Regions from separate parts of the Homo sapiens genome. Here region 1 is linked to region 2. A link is an interaction called in ENCODE POLR2A ChIA-PET data of the cell type or tissue named here. Cell type or tissue: GM12878. All regions are shown on one strand. Each heading gives the region's core, and the rest is flanking DNA. Links, peaks and the distances in the headings are about the cores only.

What was found. Peaks named below come from ENCODE experiments on the same cell type or tissue, not always from the same donor. Only the 100,000 strongest peaks of a DNase experiment are listed, where the experiment ranks them.
Region 1: POLR2A ChIA-PET joins it to region 2 with 12 read pairs; 21 of 35 experiments call an interaction of 5 or more read pairs at or near these places.

Annotation. Positions count from the first base shown.
Region 1 is chr11:66,078,300-66,083,676 of GRCh38, reverse strand. All of the region lies in intron 1 of PACS1 (phosphofurin acidic cluster sorting protein 1), which reads right to left. Among named protein-coding and RNA genes, the nearest start is that of PACS1, 11 kb to the right of the region's middle. RefSeq lists an enhancer at 3,165-3,214. In GM12878, for the core only: no CTCF peak of the experiment used is centred there; a DNase peak (open chromatin) is centred at 1,994; H3K4me3 peaks cover 1,324 bases; H3K27ac peaks cover 1,665 bases.
Region 2 is chr11:66,133,791-66,139,167 of GRCh38, reverse strand. All of the region lies in intron 1 of PACS1 (phosphofurin acidic cluster sorting protein 1), which reads right to left. Among named protein-coding and RNA genes, the nearest start is that of PACS1, 66 kb to the right of the region's middle. RefSeq lists silencers at 99-258, 3,263-3,312. In GM12878, for the core only: CTCF peaks have their summits at 1,546 (motif pointing right) and 4,437 (motif pointing right); DNase peaks (open chromatin) are centred at 1,367 and 3,097; H3K4me3 peaks cover 2,246 bases; H3K27ac peaks cover 4,023 bases.

The DNA of each region.
Region 1 (5,377 bases), core at 68-5,067, 55 kb after region 2:
AATATAATGAAGCCTCTCCACACTTGATACAAGGCATTCATTTATCAGTGTGGCTGCCTTAGAACCAGGCCCTTCTGGAGCCTAAGTAAACATATCACTTGGCCCAAGTCCAAAGCATACAAAACCAACCTTCTGCCAGATCTTAGATTTGGGAGACCATGACCCATTTCCAGCCCAAGCTTGCTTCCCCAGTGAGATGATACTTTCCTTTTTCTCCATGGAGGAAAAAGTCAACCAAAGGGATTAATGGCCAGTGTTTAATAATTACGGCCATTCTTTTTATACTTTTTTTAAAAGGAGAGATAGGACTACCTACAAGTAATAAAAACAAAGCAATAATGACATTACATGCGTTTAATGAACAATTCTCCCCACTAACGGCAAGGGCATAAACAATTTATTGCATATCTTGGTGGCAGAGAGGAAATACAATTAAATCCATTAATAGCCACAGGAGTTTTTATGTTCCCAGAGGACCTTGGTTTCCAGAGTTGCTTATTCATTTTCATCCACAGCAAAAGCAGTGCATGGGAGAGATGACAGAATGCTGTCAACTACTTTCTACATATTTTAACTCTGAGGACATAATTTCATAAACAATAGACTTAAGGCATATTACACTGCCCCATTCCATCGCCTGTGATTTAAAGTACCAAACAAAAACCTGCTTGTGAAGACAATGTAAAAGGTGGCTGATATGAGAGCTGCTGCAGTATAAATATTATACCATCATATTCATAGTTTCACTGACACTCCTCAAAGATGTGAAGGTCATGATTTCTATGAACATAGATGCTCAGACATTTTATTTTATATTTTTTGAAACAGAGTTTTGCTCTTGCTGCCCAGGCTGGAGTGCAATGGCATGATCTTGGCTCACTGCAACCTCTGCCTCTCGGGTTCAAGCGATTCTCCTGTCTCAGCCTCCCAAGTAGCTGAGATTACAGGCGACCGCCACACGCCCGGCTAATTTTTTTGTATTTTTAGTAAAGATGGAGTTTCACCATGTTGGCCAGGTAACTCCTGACCTCAGGTAATCCACCCACCTCGGCCTCCCAAAGTGCTGGGATTACAGGCGTGAGCCACAGCGCCCGGCCTGATGCGCAAACATTTTACAAACAAACATTTTATCTATCTTCATAACAAATGAGGTGTTTTTTTGTTTGTTTTTTTTTAAGGTGGCCAGACATAGTGGCTCACACCTGTAATCCCAATACTTTGCGAAGCTGAGGTGAGAGGATCACTTGAGGCCAGGGCAACATGGCAAAACCCCATCTCTATAAATAATTTAAAAATTAGCCGGGTATGGTGATGTGGACCTTTACTTGGAAGACTGAGGTTAGAGGATCACTTGAGTCCAGGAATTCGAGGCTGCAGTGAGCTATGATTGTACCACTGCACTCCAGCCTGTGGGACAGAGTAAGACTGTCTCAAAAACAAACAAACAAACAAAACCAAAAAACTAAAGAAAGCAGTTGTGCCCCATGTACCAGTCTACACTCTTCATTAAGCCCTGATGTTTACCATGAGAATCCATTCATCATTAAGATCCAGATTCAAGGAAATGTTAATCTGTGTTTTATACATTCTTAAAGAAGAACCAGAAACAAGTAAATATAATTGTAGATTTCCAACCAAAATGGAAAAATAAAGTCCTGATGCTTATTAAAGGTGAAAATTAACATACACCCAAAGATCTACATGTTTCAGGAGAGACCACAAATGTATTATCAGGTTTCTCCTGTAAAAGTAGAATGTAGTTTTTCTATGGCTTGAGACACAAAAAGGAAAACTTAAAAAGACAAGAGAAAAAAAAATTAACTACATTTAAACCCTCATTTTCCTAGGAGTTGCTCAGTTTTCACCGGTGACAAATGGCAAGCTGTAAACCGGTTCAGTTGCTCTTCTGCTGCCAAACCAGGGCTAAAGAAGTCAGCAGGTAAAACAGGGAAGCTGTCAAGTCAAGCTGGCTCAAAACAAAGCTGTGGTTTGCAGGCGGGGCCTGTACCATCTCTTCCGTTCATATAAGCTGGCAGGATGTAGAAACAGGATCCCGACCCAGCCACTGCTTCAGAGAACCAAAATATTTTGTTTTGACTTTGTAGTCTAATAAGCTTGGGGTTTGGCAGGATCTGTGCCTCAGGTGAACCCAAGACCTTGTGATGGTCCCACCGAGGAAATCTGAATATTACCCTAATTCTAGAAAGAAAGCATGTTTGTTTTGTTTGTTTTGTTTGTTTTGTTTTGGTTGGGGGGGGCAGGGAAGACGGAGAAATTAGGTTGACAAGAAAAACAGCAACAGTAATAGCTGATATTAAGTGCTTTCTATGTTGCCACACACACGATTAACATGTGTTAATAACAAAATTAACCTTATTTAATTCTGATGATAATCCTGTGAGACAGGGACTTTTCTTTTCTTTCTTTCTTTTTTCTTTTTTTTTGAGACAGGGTCTTGATCTGTCGCTCAGACTGGAGTGCAGTAGTGCGAACACAGCTCACTGAATTCTTGACTTCCTGAGCTCACACAATCCTCCAGCCTCAGCCTCCCAAGTAGCTGGGACCACAGGCGTGTGCCACCAAGCCCAGCTAATTTTTTTTTCTATTTTTTGTACAGACGGGGTCTCCCTATGTTGCCCAGGCTGGTCTCGAACTCCTGGGCTCAAGCAATCCTTCCACCTCAGCCTCCCAAATTGCTGGGGTTATAAGTATGAGCCACCACACTCAGCAGGGACAATTATTATGCCCATTTACAGATGAGAAAAGTTGAAGCATTATAGAGGTTAAAAACTTGTCCAGAGTCACTCAAATAGTAAAATCTGACCTGACTGGCTCCAGAACCCACACTCACAGCCACTATACCACACAGCCTCTCGCTGTCTATGATGGAAATTGAGCAGTGTTTTGTAATTCCAGCTGGCAAAGAATAAGGCATTAAATATTATTTGTCAGCTATGAGAACCAGACAGGGCTTGGGGGACCAAGTTTAAACACAGAAACGGCTCTGGTGTCTGGCAATCATGAGTCATGAGACAAATTCCAGCCCCGCCCACTTTTAAACTGTGTAGTCTTAAAAAAATGCCTTCACCTCACAGGGCCTCAATTTTCCCTTCTGAGAAAAGGGATCGTAGCACCTGGCTCTGGCAGTTTTGTGGCACACAGTAAATGCTCTGGTCATCAGCTTCACTGCAGCGAGCATCAGCGCAACTGTCACCTTACCAGAGGCCCTCCCTCACCAAGACAGCCTTTCCCCCCACACTCAGTTCCCCACCACACTATTCTTTGTGACCCTACTCGCTATCTGACCATTTATCACAGATATAACAATATAATTGTTCCTCATCTGTCACCCCCACCAGAAAGCACACCCCGGGAGAGAATGGACTTTGTCAGCCTGTCTGCTGCTGCTTCTCCAGAGCCTAGATCAGTGCTTGGCACACAGAAACACTCAGTAAATATTTGGTGAATGGATGAATTGTGCATAACAGATAGTCATTCAATAAACATTATAAAACACTATAGGAAAATCAGTGTCATTGATTTGACAAATGTAGTTATTGAGCATCTATAAAGTAACTAAATAAAGGAACAAGATTATTTCCAGTAATGGCGAGTAGGTGTGAAGTAGCTTTATAAACTCCCAGAAGGGGTTGGGCAGGTGAGGACAGCCTTCCAAGGTAGCAGGTCAGTGAAGAGCTGAATGATACCCAGGAGCTAGTCTCAGCGATCCAAGGATCCAGGGAAAGGGTATCACAGGTAGAGGGAACAGCAAGTGCAAAAGCCCTAAGGCGAGGGTGACCCACCGCAGGAACAAGGGGAGAACGCAAAGGTGAGGTCAAAGACATGGGAAGGGGCTGCATCGTTTAGCATCTCCTGAACCATGAAAAGGGGATCTTTTTTAAGTATGACGGAAAGTTACTGGATGGTGTCTCTTATCTTCACCCACTAGAATGCAGACTTCATGAGATCAAGGATTTTGCTTGCGGCACATATCAGCTGGTCTATAAGCTTTTGCTGAATGAATGAACTGGAAGATTATAGAGGGGGTGTGACAAGTTCTGATTTTCATTTTAAAATATCACTCTGAACTGCCACTAGTGGTTACTTTCTGGGAAGGACTAAGGTGGCAGAGGTTGGGAGGGATTACAATGCAATGTGTTTGAGAGGTACCATAAAACAGAAAAACAGAAGGGAAAAGCTGCTCCCTAAACCCTGAAGCCATTTGGTGTTTGTAAACAAGAGGCAGGAAAAGGTTAGTGAGGAGGGATCAGTAAATGATGACTGATGCCCCAAGCCTTAGTGTGTTCTAAACTTTTTTTTTTTTTACCCAGACCTTTTCCCAGCAATAAACTATTAAAAAAAAAAAAAAAAAACCTGCTACAAAGAATGTCTCACCTACCAAGAGGAACAAAAGAAAACTCACAGACAGATACAGAAGTGCACATACTCACACACAAACACACACAATGTTTCAGAAAAACAACTGAAAAGAGGCTGGGCGGTGGCTCACGCCAGTAATCTGCTGACGCGGGCTTGAGGTCAGGAGTTCAAGACTAGCCTGGCCATCATGGTGAAAGCCTGTCTCTACTAAAAATACAAAAATTAGTCGGGCATGGTGGTATGCACCTGTAATCCCAGCTACTTGGGAGGCTGAGGCTGGAGAATCACTTGAACCCGGGAGACAGAGGTTGCAGTGAGCCAAGATAGCGCCACTGCACTCCAGCCTGGGCAAGAGAGCAAGACTCTGTCTCAAAAAGAAAAAGAAAAGAAAACAGCTGAAAAGAAAAAACGCCTTCCTATATCTCAGCACAATAACCAGCCTAGCCTGGGTGCGGTGGCTTACGCCTATAATCCCAACACTATGGTAGGCTGAGGCGGGAGGATTGCTTGAGCCCAGGAGTTTGAGATCAGCCTGGGCAGCATAGTGGGACCTTGTCTCTGCAAAAAATTAAAAAGTTAGCAGGGCATGTTGGCATGTGCCTGTGGTTCCAGCTACTTGGGAGTCTAAGGAGGGAGGATCACTTGAACCCAGGAGGTTGAGGCTGAACAGAGTGAGCTGTGTTCATGCCACTGCATTCCAGTTTGGGCAACAGAGTGAGAGCCTATCTCAAAATCAAAAACAAAATAACCAGTCTAAAATCCTTCAGAGACAATTAACATGCCAGTCATACCCAAAATGTTAGCTGGGGGAAATCCTACTCATAATAAAGTTTTGAGAGGTAGTTTGGAAAACTAGTTTAGAAAGAAATCACATAACCACTAATGTGTCCAAAAGATCTGTCATTTGGAGGAGTTACACAGACTACAAAGAAGGGAACAGGTGTTACAGTAGGGAGCAAATTTAAGGCGTCACTCCTTTCACATCTACCTATATTTA
Region 2 (5,377 bases), core at 260-5,259:
ACCACTATCTCAAGCACATCATGAAAACTAAAGGTAAACAGTAGCATGATGTTTTCAGGTTGCAAGCACTGGTTTCATAACAGGCTGTAAATTAATCCTAAAAGTCAGAACTTCTCTTTTTCAGTGGTTCTCAAACTTTGGTGTGCCTAAGGGTCGCCTGGGGAACCTGTTTAAAAATACAGACAGCGGCCAGGCACAGTGGCTCACACCTGTAATCCCAGCACTTTGGGAGGCTGAGGCGGGCGGATCATGAGGTCAAGATATCGAGACCATCCTGGCCAACATGGTGAAACCCTGTCTCTACTAAAAATACAAAAATTAGCTGGGCGTGGTGGCGCATGTCTGTAGTCCCAGCTACTCGGGAGGCTGAGGCAGGAGAATCACTTGAACCCGGGAGGCGGAGGTTGCAGTGAGCCAAGATCGCGCCACTGCACTCCAGCTTGGGCGACAGAGCAAGACTTTGTCTCGAAAAAAAAAAAAAGTGCAGACAGCAAGAGCTCACCTCTCAAGAGTCCTATTTAGTAGCTTCATCAGCAGTAAGCCTAACAATAATAAGAAACACAATATCAGGGCTGGGATTAGGGTGAGGCAAGCAAGGGACCCAGGGTACAAAACTTAAAGAAGTGCTTGCTCTCAGGTTTGTGCAAGTGCCAAGACAGTAAGTGCCTCCTCACACACTTCGTGGGGCATGTCACTTGACTCACTCTAGTCTTGGTCCTGCAAAGTATAGGGTAGTCCATGGACCATCAGCATCAGCATGGCCTGGGGACTTATTAAAAATGCAAAAGCCGTCTGGGCACCATAGCTCACCCTGTAATCCCACTTTGGGTGGTTGCTTGGGGACAGGATTTCAATACCAGCCCAGGTAATATGGCAAGACTCCCATCTCTGTAAAAAAATTTTTTTTAATTACCTGGGCATGGTGGCAGAAGTCTACAGTCCTATCTACTAAGAAGGCTGAGGCAGGAGCATCACTTCAGTCCATGAGTTTGAGGCTGCAGTGAGCCATGATCAGGCCACTGCACTCTAGCCTGAGTGACAGAGTGTGATACTGTCCAATAAATAAATAAATAAATAAATAAACGGGGCAAAATCTTGGCCTACCCCAGACCTACTGAATCAGAATTTGCATTTTATGCTGGGTGCTGTGGCTCATGTCTGTAATACCAGCATTCTAGAAGCCCAAGGCAGGTGGATCACCTGAGGTCAGGAGTTCAAGACCAGCCTGGCCAACATGGTGAAACCCCGTCTCTACTAAAAATAAAAAAAGAATTTGCATTTTAACAAGATTCTCAGGTTATTCCTGTTCACATTAAAGTCTGAGAAACAATGAATAGAAGGGATGCTCAAATTTAGTTCTGCAACTGAAACCAAAACCCTAAGCACTTTTTAACCTATCATGCTGCATTTCTAAAATAGGAAACAGTGAGTAATGGCTCTCCACTGGAGTCCAAAGGACAGCCCTACAATGGCCAATATTATTGTCACCCCTTGGTCAATGGCCTGGATAATGACATAAGAGATGCTTATTAACCTGCAGGTGGCACAAAAGAGGAGGCTGCTGAGGCAGGAAGGAGCAGAGTCAGACCATCCTGACCGGCTGGATGCCAGGTAAGCACATAACAAGTTTTACATTTAGGTTAAAAATTTCAGTAATGAAGGTATAAGATGTGTGTGGTGGTTTGCTTGGAAATAAAACATATGAAACACTCTAGGAATAAATCCAAAAGTGTGTCATGAATTTAATATAATGGCATTTCAAAACAGGAAAAAATGAGTAATTCAATAATGTTGGAGTAACTAGACAGCTAGCTGGAAAAAAATTAATTTGAACCCCTACCTCACATCTTATCTTAAAATAAATTCTAGATGCATAAAAGATTTAAGTACACACACACACACACAAACACAAACACACACACTCACACAAATCCATTTAAGTACTAGCAGAAAATATGGGTATTTTTTAAACAGCCTCAAGTGGACAAGGCCTTTCTAAGTATGAATAAACTCCAAACACATGAAGTCCAGAGGTCATTTTAAAAAAGATGGCTACATTTTATTACATTAAAGAAAAACTTCTGCACGGCAAACACCAATGTAAACAGAGCTTGGAGACAAATGACGAAATGGTGGGGGGGGGGGCAATTTGTGACTCATATCCAAGACATAGGGCTATTTTCAAAAATCCCCAAAAATCAAGAAGAAAAAAGCCCAACAAGCCAAGAGAAAAGTGGGCAATGCTGAGGCTGGAGAGCCTACGGAGGCCGGGCACTGTCCTCCAATAGCTGAAGACCACTTCTGTGGGAGTGAAAAAACTGAGTCATTCATTTCTACAAATGGTTAAATCAGGACTTAGGGTGGAAATTCCCATGAGTTAAGTTTTAGCCGAACATAGAGAACTTATTAATAATTCGGGCAGTCCATACAATGGAATGGGCCTGCTTAAAAAACTGCTGAATTCTTGTTCAGTGGAAGCACTCGGGCCAAGGCTAGATGAGGGTCAACTTGTATGAAGTTTTTTGGAAGGCATGAGATGGGAAACTAAACTGCACGATTACTGAGGGTGCTTAAAACCCTAAAATTATGCAATTCTATTCAAAGACTACATCCGCTCTGGAAAAGATAGGAGAATAAATCAAATAATGATGGGCTATCACAGCTCCATAAAGACTGAAAGCCATGGTGCTCATCACTCCTAGCTTTTTATTCTAAGTAGGGTGTTCTCTGGAGTGGGGATGTTAGAGGATATGAAGGTTTTGTTAAATCATAACTCCTGCACTCAGGAATATTTTGGTTTGTTTTGGTTTTTGGTGTGTGTGTGTGTGTGTGTGTGTGTGTGTGACAGTGGGATTGGGCAGTCCTGTTTCACATTCTTGGCGTGTGTGTGTGTGTGTGTGTGTGTTAGCGGGATTGGGCAGTCCTGTTTCACATTCCTCTCCTGGGCTCCCCAAACACTGAAAGCAACAGCACAATTTTGAAAGAGAGTGAATTAGTGCTGGAGGGTTGAGTGTGAGGTCTCAGCAGCATAGCCACATAACCCGTAGGACGTACTTACGTATCTACGTCATTTACGACAGTCCAATTATGAGCTAAAAGTCACAGACAAATCAGTAGCTCAATAATTCAACTGACAGGTGGACAGTGTTTCAGAAGCTAGTCTGGAAGGCACGTGGGCAGAATCTGAAACCACGTTAAGAGGAGCGCAGGAGGCTGGGTGTAGTGGCTCACGCCTGTAATCCCAGCACTTTGGGAGGCCAAGTGGGGTGGATCACTTGAGGTCAGGAGTTCGAGACCAGCCTGGCCAACATGGTGAAACCCCGTCTCTACTAAAAATACAAAAATTAGCCAGGCATGGTGGTAGGCACCTGTAATCCCAGCTACTCGGGAGGCTGAGACAGAAGAATTGCTTGAACCCAGGAGGTGGAGGTTGCACTGAGTTGAGATTGCACCACTGCACTCTAGCCTGGGTGACAGAGCAAGGCTCTGTCTCAAAAAAAAAAAAAAAGCGCAGGAGAGGAGGCCAGCAGGGATGAGGGCAGGCCTCAGGCAGCCATGGTACATGCTGAACCTGTGCACAGTGTGTCTGGGTGACAGTGCTGGCATGTTTTCCACACAGAAAATCGCTCTGTAATACTAGTAATTTATCAACTAAAGTTAAAATGAAGAACTTTCATTTATCTTGAGTTCTAAAGCTTAAGCCAAAGCAATTTTAGTTGGAGAAAGCTGAGGAGCTAACAAAAACCCATAAAGATTCTGAAGGGCGTGCCTTACCTATCTCAGAGCTCGTGAAGATGGCAACCATGAGTCCTTAGCGTGGCTTCTAATTTCTCTTCAAAATCAAGGGCTTCCTTTCTTTTTGATATGGACACACCACTAAGTACTCTTTAGCCATTACCAGGACAAGCTTTTAGTTCAAAATATAATGAAAAGAATGAGTGGTGAGAAGAAATAAGATTTTTTTTTTTGAGATGGAGTCTATCTCTATTGCCCAGGCTGGAGTGCAGCGATGTGACCTCAGCTCACTGCAACCTCCACATCCCGGGTTCAAGCCATCCTCCTGCCTCAGACTCCCAAGTAGCTGGAGTAGCACCACACCTGGCTAATTTTTGTATTTTTAGTAGAGACAGGGTTTCACCATGATGGCCAGGCTGGTCTCGAACTCCTGACCTCAGGTGATCCACCTACCTCAGCCTCCCAAAATGCTGGGATTACAGGCGTGAGCCACTGCACTTGGCTGAAATAAGATATTTTTGAGGTAAGAGAGCAATAAATAAGGAAGAAACAAGAAACCCAAAGAGGAGATAAGAAGGATTATCTCCGGCATAATTATCTAAGATTCAAGACAGAATAAAAGTGAGTAATTGCTGGGGAGTGAAGGGAATCCCCAGTGATAGTGAGAAAAAGATGACACCGTGACCAAGTTTCTACACTGGCCATCAGGGGGCACCATCGGTCAGAACAACGCCCTGGCGCCAGGGTACAGGGAGCCCTACCCAACTGGACTTCCATATGTACAGGCTGCTCCCACTTTGGGAACACATACTAAACTATAAGCCATTGGAAATGCTTTTACAGCCAGATTAAGAGAGAAAAAAAAATACATCAAAAACAAACACAAACCCATCTGTCCCTATATTTGTACATCCAAATCAGAAATGGCAACGATACGTAGCGTGTCATTTGGATCCTAGAAGTAGGGAGGGCCAGAGAAAGCTGAAGAAATTTCATCACCTAGCCAGGTGTAGTGGCAGGCACCTGTAGGTCCCAGCTACTAGGGAGGCTGAGGCACAAGAATCACTTGAACCTGGGAGGCAGAGGTTGCAGTGAGCCGAGCGAGATTGCTCCACTGCACTCCAGCTTGGGGGACAGAGCGAGACTCCGTCTCAAAAAAAAAAAAAAAAAAAAAAAAAGAAAAAGAAAAAGAAAAAGAAATTTAATCACCGAGTCCCTGTTACTGAAACTCAGCCGGCCTCACAACAGTCGAGGGCAGCAGCACAGTGGGGCAGTGGACTCCGCACAAGGGGATGGTGGGGAATTACGCTAATGGGGATTTCAGGGAGCACAGAGAGGAACCTGGAACAATGACAATGTGATCAATGCCTCAGGAATAGGCATTTCATGCTTATGTTAGAGCTAGGTTCTCATATCTTTAAGAAATTAGAATAAACATGGGGTATATATCACAGGCATCTGAAGAAGGAAGTCAACAACTTGCCCAGTATCACACTTAGCCAGGACAAGTATCTGTCTGGCTTGCTAATCCAGTTTCTTTCCATTAGATATTTTTATAAATAATTAAATTTGTGATGGGAAAAAAAAGAAGAAAGCATTGCTTTAAGGTACATTTAACAAAAAAGTCTGGCTGGGCGCAGTG